Regions from separate parts of the Homo sapiens genome. Here region 2 is linked to region 1. A link is a contact called in ENCODE Hi-C or POLR2A ChIA-PET data. All regions are on one chromosome and are shown on one strand. Each heading gives the region's core, a stretch centred on a gene start or an enhancer-like site at or near the end of the contact. The rest is flanking DNA. Distances are from core to core; before and after follow the strand shown. Region 1 holds the start of METTL9 (methyltransferase 9, His-X-His N1(pi)-histidine). Region 2 holds the start of DCTN5 (dynactin subunit 5).

What was found. A loop is a pair of places that touch in the nucleus more often than their neighbours do. ChIA-PET counts read pairs that join two places held with the same protein, here RNA polymerase II (POLR2A). Pooled maps may share reads with other maps.
Region 2: a map of CD8-positive, alpha-beta T cell shows a loop between it and region 1 (8-fold over the local background). The contact joins the promoter of DCTN5 here to the promoter of METTL9 in region 1. A Hi-C loop is called at or near these places in 1 of 168 maps with a recorded cell type or tissue (CD8-positive, alpha-beta T cell), 3 of 37 single-sample maps with no recorded cell type and 10 of 50 pooled maps. POLR2A ChIA-PET finds 5 or more read pairs at or near these places in 2 of 52 experiments (SK-N-SH and activated naive CD8-positive, alpha-beta T cell).

Annotation. Positions count from the first base shown.
Region 1 is chr16:21,596,885-21,601,201 of GRCh38, forward strand. It overlaps METTL9 (methyltransferase 9, His-X-His N1(pi)-histidine), which reads left to right and starts at 2,693. Exons shown (of 5, transcript NM_016025.5): 1 at 2,693-3,014. The coding sequence starts at 2,850. It overlaps LOC101927814 (a long non-coding RNA gene), which reads right to left and starts at 2,501. Exons shown (of 3, transcript NR_110930.1): 1 at 1,772-2,501; 2 at 750-875. RefSeq lists a silencer at 2,680-3,299 and an enhancer at 3,408-3,972.
Region 2 is chr16:23,640,216-23,644,284 of GRCh38, forward strand. DCTN5 (dynactin subunit 5) reads left to right here and starts at 1,251. Exons shown (of 6, transcript NM_032486.4): 1 at 1,251-1,375; 2 at 2,740-2,808. The coding sequence starts at 1,328. It overlaps PALB2 (partner and localizer of BRCA2), which reads right to left and starts at 1,095. Exons shown (of 13, transcript NM_024675.4): 1 at 895-1,095. The coding sequence starts at 942. RefSeq lists a silencer at 162-396 and an enhancer at 1,524-2,313.

The sequences.
Region 1 (4,317 bases), core at 1,443-3,942:
GGAAAGTGATCCCGCCAAAATTTTGGGCCTGTGTACAGGGCTGTGACCCAAGTGGGACACCTGGGGTCAATGAGCAGAGTTCGGTGCAGAGGGTCATTTGTGTATCTTTTGAATATTACTAACTGCATCTCAAGATCATGTTAGAACGAGTATTGGCTATTTGGCTTTTTGTGTCATCTTGCCCCTTCCCGTCTCCATTATGGAGAATTGAGGTTTTAATATACGGTAGTGACATTCTAGTAGATGAAGGAAGGGGGCTGTCCCCAGTGGGCAATCTGAACTTCTGCTTCGTATATTTACTCTTGCTGTTTTCGTTTCTCCTCATTTGTAATTCAGGAGGCTCTCTGAGAAGAGACAGCAAAGCTTCTTAGATGGATCGAAAGACCACGAGCTGGGATACCAAGTTCTATGAAAAGGTCAGCTATTGAATTTACTCTGCTACCTTCAGGCAAATCATTTGATCATCGGATGCTCTGGTTTCTTCCTGTGCCTGCTAAATGTAAATAGCATGGGTTTGAGTGTTTGGTGGTTATTATAGAGTATTTTAAATGTATGAGTGATTTATTTTTCTAGGCCAGCTGCTCAGATATAAAACAAAATCTGCTCCTTTGAGCTGTTAGGCTTCGTGGCAGTCAACTGACCCCAAAATCCTTCTGACTACAGCAGCCATCTACTTGCTTGTTCATCTGATAACATTTTGCAGTCTCTCAGCTACAGCTATGTGGTCTCACTCTATAGCTGGGGCATACCTTTTTGTCTCCTTTGTCTTCAGAAAGGAAATATGCCATTTTATGCACTCCTGCTGCTTTCACCCCCACTTTAAAAAGATGAAGGCTTCCTTTTGTGACAGAGTTGCTTTGTCTGTTACACTGATCCTAAGAGACAGGAAGGAGAGGTGTCATAGTAAATAAACAGTTATTGGACTTGCTACCATAGTTCCTTTTTGATGACTTGGGCCAGGACCACTAGAGGTTTGAACTAGATTTAGTAAGGCTTGGGCTTTTCGGGGTTTTGGCAGGAAGCAGTCAGGGAGTATATTGGAAAGAGAGAACACAAAATACCGAACCCCACCCACCCTGTGCCTTTTTGTTTGTTGTTACAGCCTGTTACATTAGGCAACAAGATATCCTTGTTAGCCAAAGGTGCCAAGCTGAGATTCTTAAAAGCTAATGAAAGAGCTGTTGGGCCAGGTGCGGTGGCTCACGCCTGTAATCCCAGCACTTTGGGAGGCCGAGGCAGGCGGATCACGAGGTCAAGAGATGGAGACCATCCTGGCCAACATGGTGAAATCCCGTCTCTACGAAAAACACAAAAATTAGCTGGGCATGGTGGCGCGCACCCGTAGTCCCAGCTGCTCGGGAGGCTGAGGCAGAAGAATTGCTTGAACCCGGGAGGCGGAGTTTGAAGTGAGCCGAGATCGAGCCACTGCACTCCAGCCTGGAGACAGAGCGAGACTCCACTCCGTTTCAAAAAAAAAAAAAAAAAAAAGCTGTTGGGTAAGGAATGATTTTGTTCCCCATCTGTGGCTCACCACCCCACTGTTTCATAAATGAAAATCTCTGATGTGCAACGCTGAATTAACCAAAAGGCTTACTTCTTTTGTTTTGAACTTAGACACATTTACATTATTTCTGGTGCAGTTAAATTAAAAGCACTTTCCAAACAAACCTAGGAAAGTATTAAAGTTAGGGACTCCCACGAAATGTTACTCCTTAATTGTGGCTTGGATAATAGCAGGAAGAACTGCAGACAGGAACACAGTGTAACTAACCCTTCAGTTCTGAAATGTTGCTAGGTCTCCTCGTGTTATAAATGATCAAATAAATATCCGGGTTAAACACTGCTCCCAGAGCTGAGTTCACTCTTAAGAGTGTTGGGTCCAACTTCCCTGTGCTAATTCAAGGAAACAAGGCAGCCAAGGAGTCTAACTTGAGGTCTTCATTCTTGGGCAGGGCCATCAATACATCTAAAACATTACTTGTGGGTACCCCAGCTGCGGTAGCTTCCCCAAAAGGCAGAATTTTCACTCATTCTTTATAGAAACACGTAGCCAGCAACTTCTCAGGCTTGGGGAACGGGGCAGGCGGGTCGTGGTGGTGGGGAGAGTAGAGGAGGGAGTCTGGCAGGTCGGTTCTAAATGTAAACTGGAAACTACGCATCCGAGCGGGCAACCATCACTGGCACCATTCGTCTCCGGGAAGAACCTGTGTGTGTCAGGATGCACGAAAGGAATGACTCCCCTCTTTGCGCCCCCGGGGTTAACTGCACGACCCTGTCAAAGTCCCGCCGTGGAGTGGGATGAGGGTCGAGAGGTAACCCTGTCAAAGTCCCGCCGTGGAGTGGGATGAGGCGAGGAAAGACTGGAGGTCCTTCCAGCACCACCTTGGAGGGGCAGGGAGGCTGCAGTTACCGCCTTCGGAAGTGATCTCCTCAGCCCTCAAAAAAATTAAAACCACCTCCGCCATTTACTAGAGGCCAAGGCAGGGCCGGGACACGAGAACGCGCTCCGGGCGGATGCGCGCTCCCTTTGTCCCGCCTCCCAGCGGCCCGCTCATTGGACGGAGGGAGGGCGCCGGGGGAGAAAGCGACGCGGCCGCTCGTAAGTGCTCCGGATGGAAACTGGTGCAGGGGGCAGCGGCGTTCCGCGGCCGGAAGGGAAGGGGGAGGTGCCGAGGCTGCGCGCCGGCTGCTCCTCCCCACCCCCAGCCTTTGCCCTGAAGGGGGCTGGATGGGCAAGGCGGCCGCGATGGCTCGAGCTCGGGCGGTGGCGGCGGTGGCCGGAGGCGGCGGTGCCTCCTCCTCCTCGCCCCGGCGCCGGCGGTGATCCGAGCGAGCGGCCGCGGCCCCCGATGAGACTGCTGGCGGGCTGGCTGTGCCTGAGCCTGGCGTCCGTGTGGCTGGCGCGGAGGATGTGGACGCTGCGGAGCCCGCTCACCCGCTCCCTGTACGTGAACATGACTAGCGGCCCGGGTGGGCCGGCGGCGGCCGCGGGCGGCAGGAAGGAGAACCACCAGGTACGGGCTGGGGCCGGGGCCGGGGCGGGGGCGTGGCGGCCCGGCCTTCCCGCGCTGGGCCCGGCTATTGTGCGGGACGGCTCCGCGAGGGGGCGGCCCGGCCCTCGCCCCTCCGCCTCGGCCCCTTGGAAAGTTTTCCCCGCGCCTTCCCCGCCGGGCGTCGACTCCGCGAGCCCCGGGCACCCGGCCGCGGCCCCGCGAGCGCCTTTTGTTCCGCAGCGCAGGCGGGGCATGGCCTCCCGGGCCCGATCGTGAGCGGCCCGGAGCCCCGCATTGTTCCTGGGTCCCGGGCGGTGACTGCGGACGCCCGGCAGCGGGACTGGGGAACTTTGGGGCCAGAGCGTGGCTGGGGGCGCCCGCCTGGCACCGAGGCCTGAGACTGAAGAGACCCGGCCAGATCCATTACCCCGAGAAACAAAACGAAAAGCCAGCCCCTCTTGTTGTCTCGTTGAATCCCAGAACGTACAAAGGGTCGTGAAGAAATGTAACTGTACATCGCAAGCCATTGAACTCTCCAGGCTGATTGGGGTGACATTTCTCCCTAAGCACTTAAAAAATGGGTTTGACAGGTTGTCGCTCCCATCCTACGGAACCTTCCCCTCCTACCTAGCAGAGATCTCCTTTAAACTTGGATTTAGTCAGCCTGCTAGAAAGATTGTGTGTGATGAGGAGGAAGATTATGCAAGTTTTACAGGAAGGGTTTTTAAAACAGAACGGGACGGGAGGGAGTTTTAGTTATGCATCGTGAGCGTTACGCTGTGACCGGGTAGGTAGGCTTTTCATTAGCTCAGTCTTGCGCCACTTAAACGTGTACAGGTTAACTGTAGAATTAAGTGAGATATTTCGTATATGACCTTAACATAGTTTGCAGTTAATGTTAAATTCATTGAAAAGAGGCTTTTGAACTCTGCCAGAGTGTTGGCTTGTCATAGCTAGCATTTATAATACATTTTGCTTTTCCATAGAGTATTAATTATTCCCTATATCATCTTGTGTCTCATCATTTTCATATATTTCTCATTTTCCTACATTACTTTTTTATTATGCCAGGTGTTCAGAGAATTTACACCCAGGTTGATTTCATGTGTTTTAATGAGGGTAGAGAATTGTCTAAGAAGGAGATAGAGCAATTTAGAAAAGTAGCATTTAGTCTTTAGTAATATGTATATTGGGCTTTTTTCTATTGTTAAAGGAATCCTAAATTTCTGTAAATTTTTTTGAAAGCCTCCAGCCATTGCAGTTTGTTAGGTGCAATATCAGTATCATTGATCACTTGTATGATATGGTTAGGAATGTATGTAAA
Region 2 (4,069 bases), core at 1-2,500, 2.0 Mb after region 1:
GGATTATCTTGTTTACTTATAAATGATCTTTCTCACCTCCACCAGAAGGTAAGCCAGGATAAGAATAACATCAGCACAAGCTGGAAACATCCTAAAAGTCTATCAGTAAAGTACAGTCTAAAGAAGCAAGGGCACTTCCAAGGCCAGGTGCAGTGGCGGGTTCGTGTAATCCCAGCTACTCGGGAGGCTGAGGCAGGAGAGTCGCTTGATCCCAGGAAGCGGAGGTTGCAGTGAGCCGAGATCGCGCCACTGCACCCCAGCATGGGTGGCAGAGTGAGACTCTGTCTCAAAAAAGAAGAAAAACAGAAAAGGAAGAAAAAAGAAACAAAACGAGGGCACTTCCAAACTACAACATACTGTCTAGAACTTAAAAAAGAAAGCAAGGTAGATAAACATGTCCTGACAGGAAAGCTAAACGGAACCTGCAGAACCATTCAGATCATACCATTTATGAACATTCCCTTCTCCAAAAAATATACATAGGATTCCTTTTTGGTGGTTAGGGATACGCCCCTCCTCCACCACCCACATTAACACACGAAAGGACCTGGAAGTACCAGACTTAAAAGATTTACTTGAGGCCGTCCGGGGGGAGAAGTAAAGATTGAGGGTGTGGGAGGGGGGAGGAGCAAGGGTGTCGATACAGCTTTATCTACAAACTGTTACACATTGTATTAATGCGCTGCTACTGTAATGAAATTTGTTCTTTAAACGCCACCACGTGAGCACCACGCTATTTCCACATTTTCATTTTCTGTGCCCCCTCAGCCCTAAGAGGAGGGGGTGGTCAGATGATACTGCTGCCCTCGGACTGCCGAGGACACAAAGCCAGGCCTAAAACCCTGGGAAAGCGGGGTCAGAGTCCTGCGTCCGCCCTTCCCGCACCCCCGGCACCTTTTCCTTCTCCTCACAGCTGAGGGGCTTCCCGGGAGGCTCGTCCATCGGGCAGGCGACAGAACGAAAAGAGCAGCCGTCGCCGACCCCAGGCCTGCCGACACCGGGACCCAGTTGGCCCTGGGCCGGGGAGGCGCCCCAGGAAGGAATGGGGAGCCCGGGATCGCACCCTCAGTGCGCGATCAGCTGACCCACGCGGGCCAAGCGCGCCCTAAACTCCGGCCAATTAAATCCACCATTCGGCCTGCGCACGCGCAGCCGTAGACGGCCGAGCAGTGGAGCGAGGCCGCCTAAAGGAGAGCCGCGCTGTCGATGAGTCCCAGTGGGCCACCTGGAGCGGAAGTGGAGGAGCGGCCGGAAGTAGCCGGAATCTCTGAAAGACTGACCGACTGACTCTGACAGGATCCGGGGCTGAGGGAAGGAGGCGGCGGCCATGGAGTTGGGCGAGCTGCTCTACAACAAGTCTGAGTACATCGAGACGGTGCGCGGGTCCAGATATGTATCCTCCTCTTTCCAACCCTGCGTCCCTTTGAGGCCTGGTCGGCGTTCCCAACCTGCCCCTACCCCACCAACCCCTGTCCCTTTGGCCATTAGTCCCGGATTATCTAGCGATGCCCCGTGTACCGTCTGGCTTTGCTGTTTACTCCGCGCTTGGCCAGTTGAGGCCTTTTGTATTTATTCCTGATTTTCTCATAGGGGTAAAGTGCCTTCGGGAGGATAGGACAAGTCCCATCCTGTTCATACGAATTACAGCTCGGACTTCGGGCCCTTTTACACTGCCTTTTGTATCTGTTAACTTGCGCTAAAAACGATTCGGTTCTTTTTTTTTGAGGAAGGGGGTTGGGGGGCGGAGACTCTGTCGCCCAGTCCTGAGGGCCGCGGCGCGATCTCTGCTCACTGCAACCTCCGCCTCCCGGGTTCAAGCGATTCTCCTGCCTCAGCGTCTCGAGTAGCTGGGATTACAGGCGCCCGCCACCACGCCCGGCTAATTTTTGTATTTTTTGGTAGAGACGGGGTTTCACCGTGTTGGCCAGGCAGGTCCCTAACTCTTGACCTCAGGTGATCGACCCGCCTCGGCCTCCCAAAGTGCTGGCATTACAGGCGTGAGCCACCGCACCCTGCCGATTTGGTTCTTTATGATCAGTACATGATATGTTTGTAAAATCTTGGAAACAGGGCAAGTGGTCAATTAACGTTACTATCGTTATTTTGGTTTTCTTTGCTTTCTCACAACTCTGATACTCATAGTCATTATCCTCGTTTTAAGGCCGTAAAGCCCACGCGTGGAAGTGGGATTTGAATCCGCGTCTGTCTGATGCCACCAAGCTATAGACATTCAAATTATGAGTTTATTCCTTGAGTCCCTAGTTTCCTTTGTGTTTTTATTTTTTGAGACAGGTTCTCACTCTGTTGCCCAGGCTGGAGTGCAGTGGCACAATCACAGCTCATTGCAGCCTCGGCCTTCCAGGCTCAAGCGATCCTCTAGCCTCAGCCTTCTGAGGAGCTGGGACTACAGACACGCGCCACCATGCCCGGCTAATTAAAAAATTTTTTTTTTGTTGAGAAGGGGTCTCACTATGTTGCCTAGGCTGGTCTTGAGCTCCTGTCCTCAAGGGATCCGTCTGCCTCAGCCTCTCAAAGTGCTGAGATTACAGGCATGAGCCACCATACTCAGCCATAGTTTCCTAATCCATCATTGCTTTTTTGATATCCTGGACTCACTCCATTGTGGACAGCACCCCACTTTATGTTTTTTTCTCTCAAATGGGAGCTTTCTTGATGGAAACCTGTAGTCCAGAAACCTATTAAGTTTGCTTTCCCCGGTTTTCCGTTGTTTTCTTTTAGGCATCTGGGAACAAAGTCAGTCGCCAGTCAGTGTTGTGTGGAAGCCAGAACATCGTTCTCAATGGCAAGGTAAGGGACAAAGCCAGCTCCAGGCTGCAAACCTTAGCTTGCGTTCTGCTAATTGTCACCACAGCAGGGCAGATAAAATGTTGCCATATCTCCTATTTATTGTTTACATTTTTAATTCTCTTGTTTTTAAATTTTTTATTTTGTAAATTGGATCTCCTTTTTGTTTTTTTTTTGTTTCGGTTTTTTTTGAGACAGTCTCACTCTGTCGCCCAGGCTGGAGTGCAGTGGCCCCATCTCAGGTCGCTGCAACCTCCGTCTCCCAGGTTCAACCAGTTCTCCTGCCTCAGCCTCCCGAGTAGCTGGGATTACAGGCAGCTGCCACCAAGCCCGGCTAATATTTTGTATTTTTAGTAGAGACAGGGTTTCATCATGTTGGCCAGGCTGGTCTTGAACTCCTGCCCTCAAGTGATCCACCCACCTCGGCCTCCCAAAGTGCTGGGATTATAGGTGTGAGCCACTGCACCCAGCCTAAGTTGGATCTCTTGAATGCAAAAAGGTTCAATAAGAGGCAACAGAAAACCTTTTTTCTTTTATGCCAGGAACAAAATACAGTGGTACCTAGAACCAACATTATTTTATGATATAGTGTGCATTAAACTACTGGGCACAAAGTGTAACAGGTAATGAAATATTTGAAGGTAGAAACTAAAGTAATACTTATAAAATTATCTCTTTAGTAAAAATTAATAATTCACTATTAACTGAAACTCTTAAAACGAATGTGACAATTGGAAAAGATATTAAAGTATGAGACAAATATGCAAAGTGGAATCTGAAAGCCTGAGAATCTTGTAATCCAAATAAATTACAATAGCAAAGAGACGAGTATAAACTTGGAAGAGAAAATATCACAGGGTATATTTGAGCTTGACAAACAGTGAAGTTCACAGTTGTTTTCCTGCCATCTGGAACACTCAATTTTGAAATTAATTTTTCTTTAAATATTACATCTCTAACTTCCAGAAGGAAAATAGTCTCCTTATAACCAAGAGATCACAAATATTTTCAGTAGAAGATAATTAGTCTCCATTAAGCCTGTCATACCAAGGAATTAAGTGGAAAAGAAATATAATTCAGTAATTGCTGCTCAGACATACTGTTTCTTTTTTTTCCTTTTTTGTTGAGACAGAGTATTGCTCTGTCACCCAGGTCGGAGTACAGTGGCGCGATCTTGGCTCACTGCAACTTCCACCTCCTGGCATCAGGTGATTCTCCTGCCTCAGCCTCCAGAGTAGCTGGGATTACAGGCTCCCGCCATCAT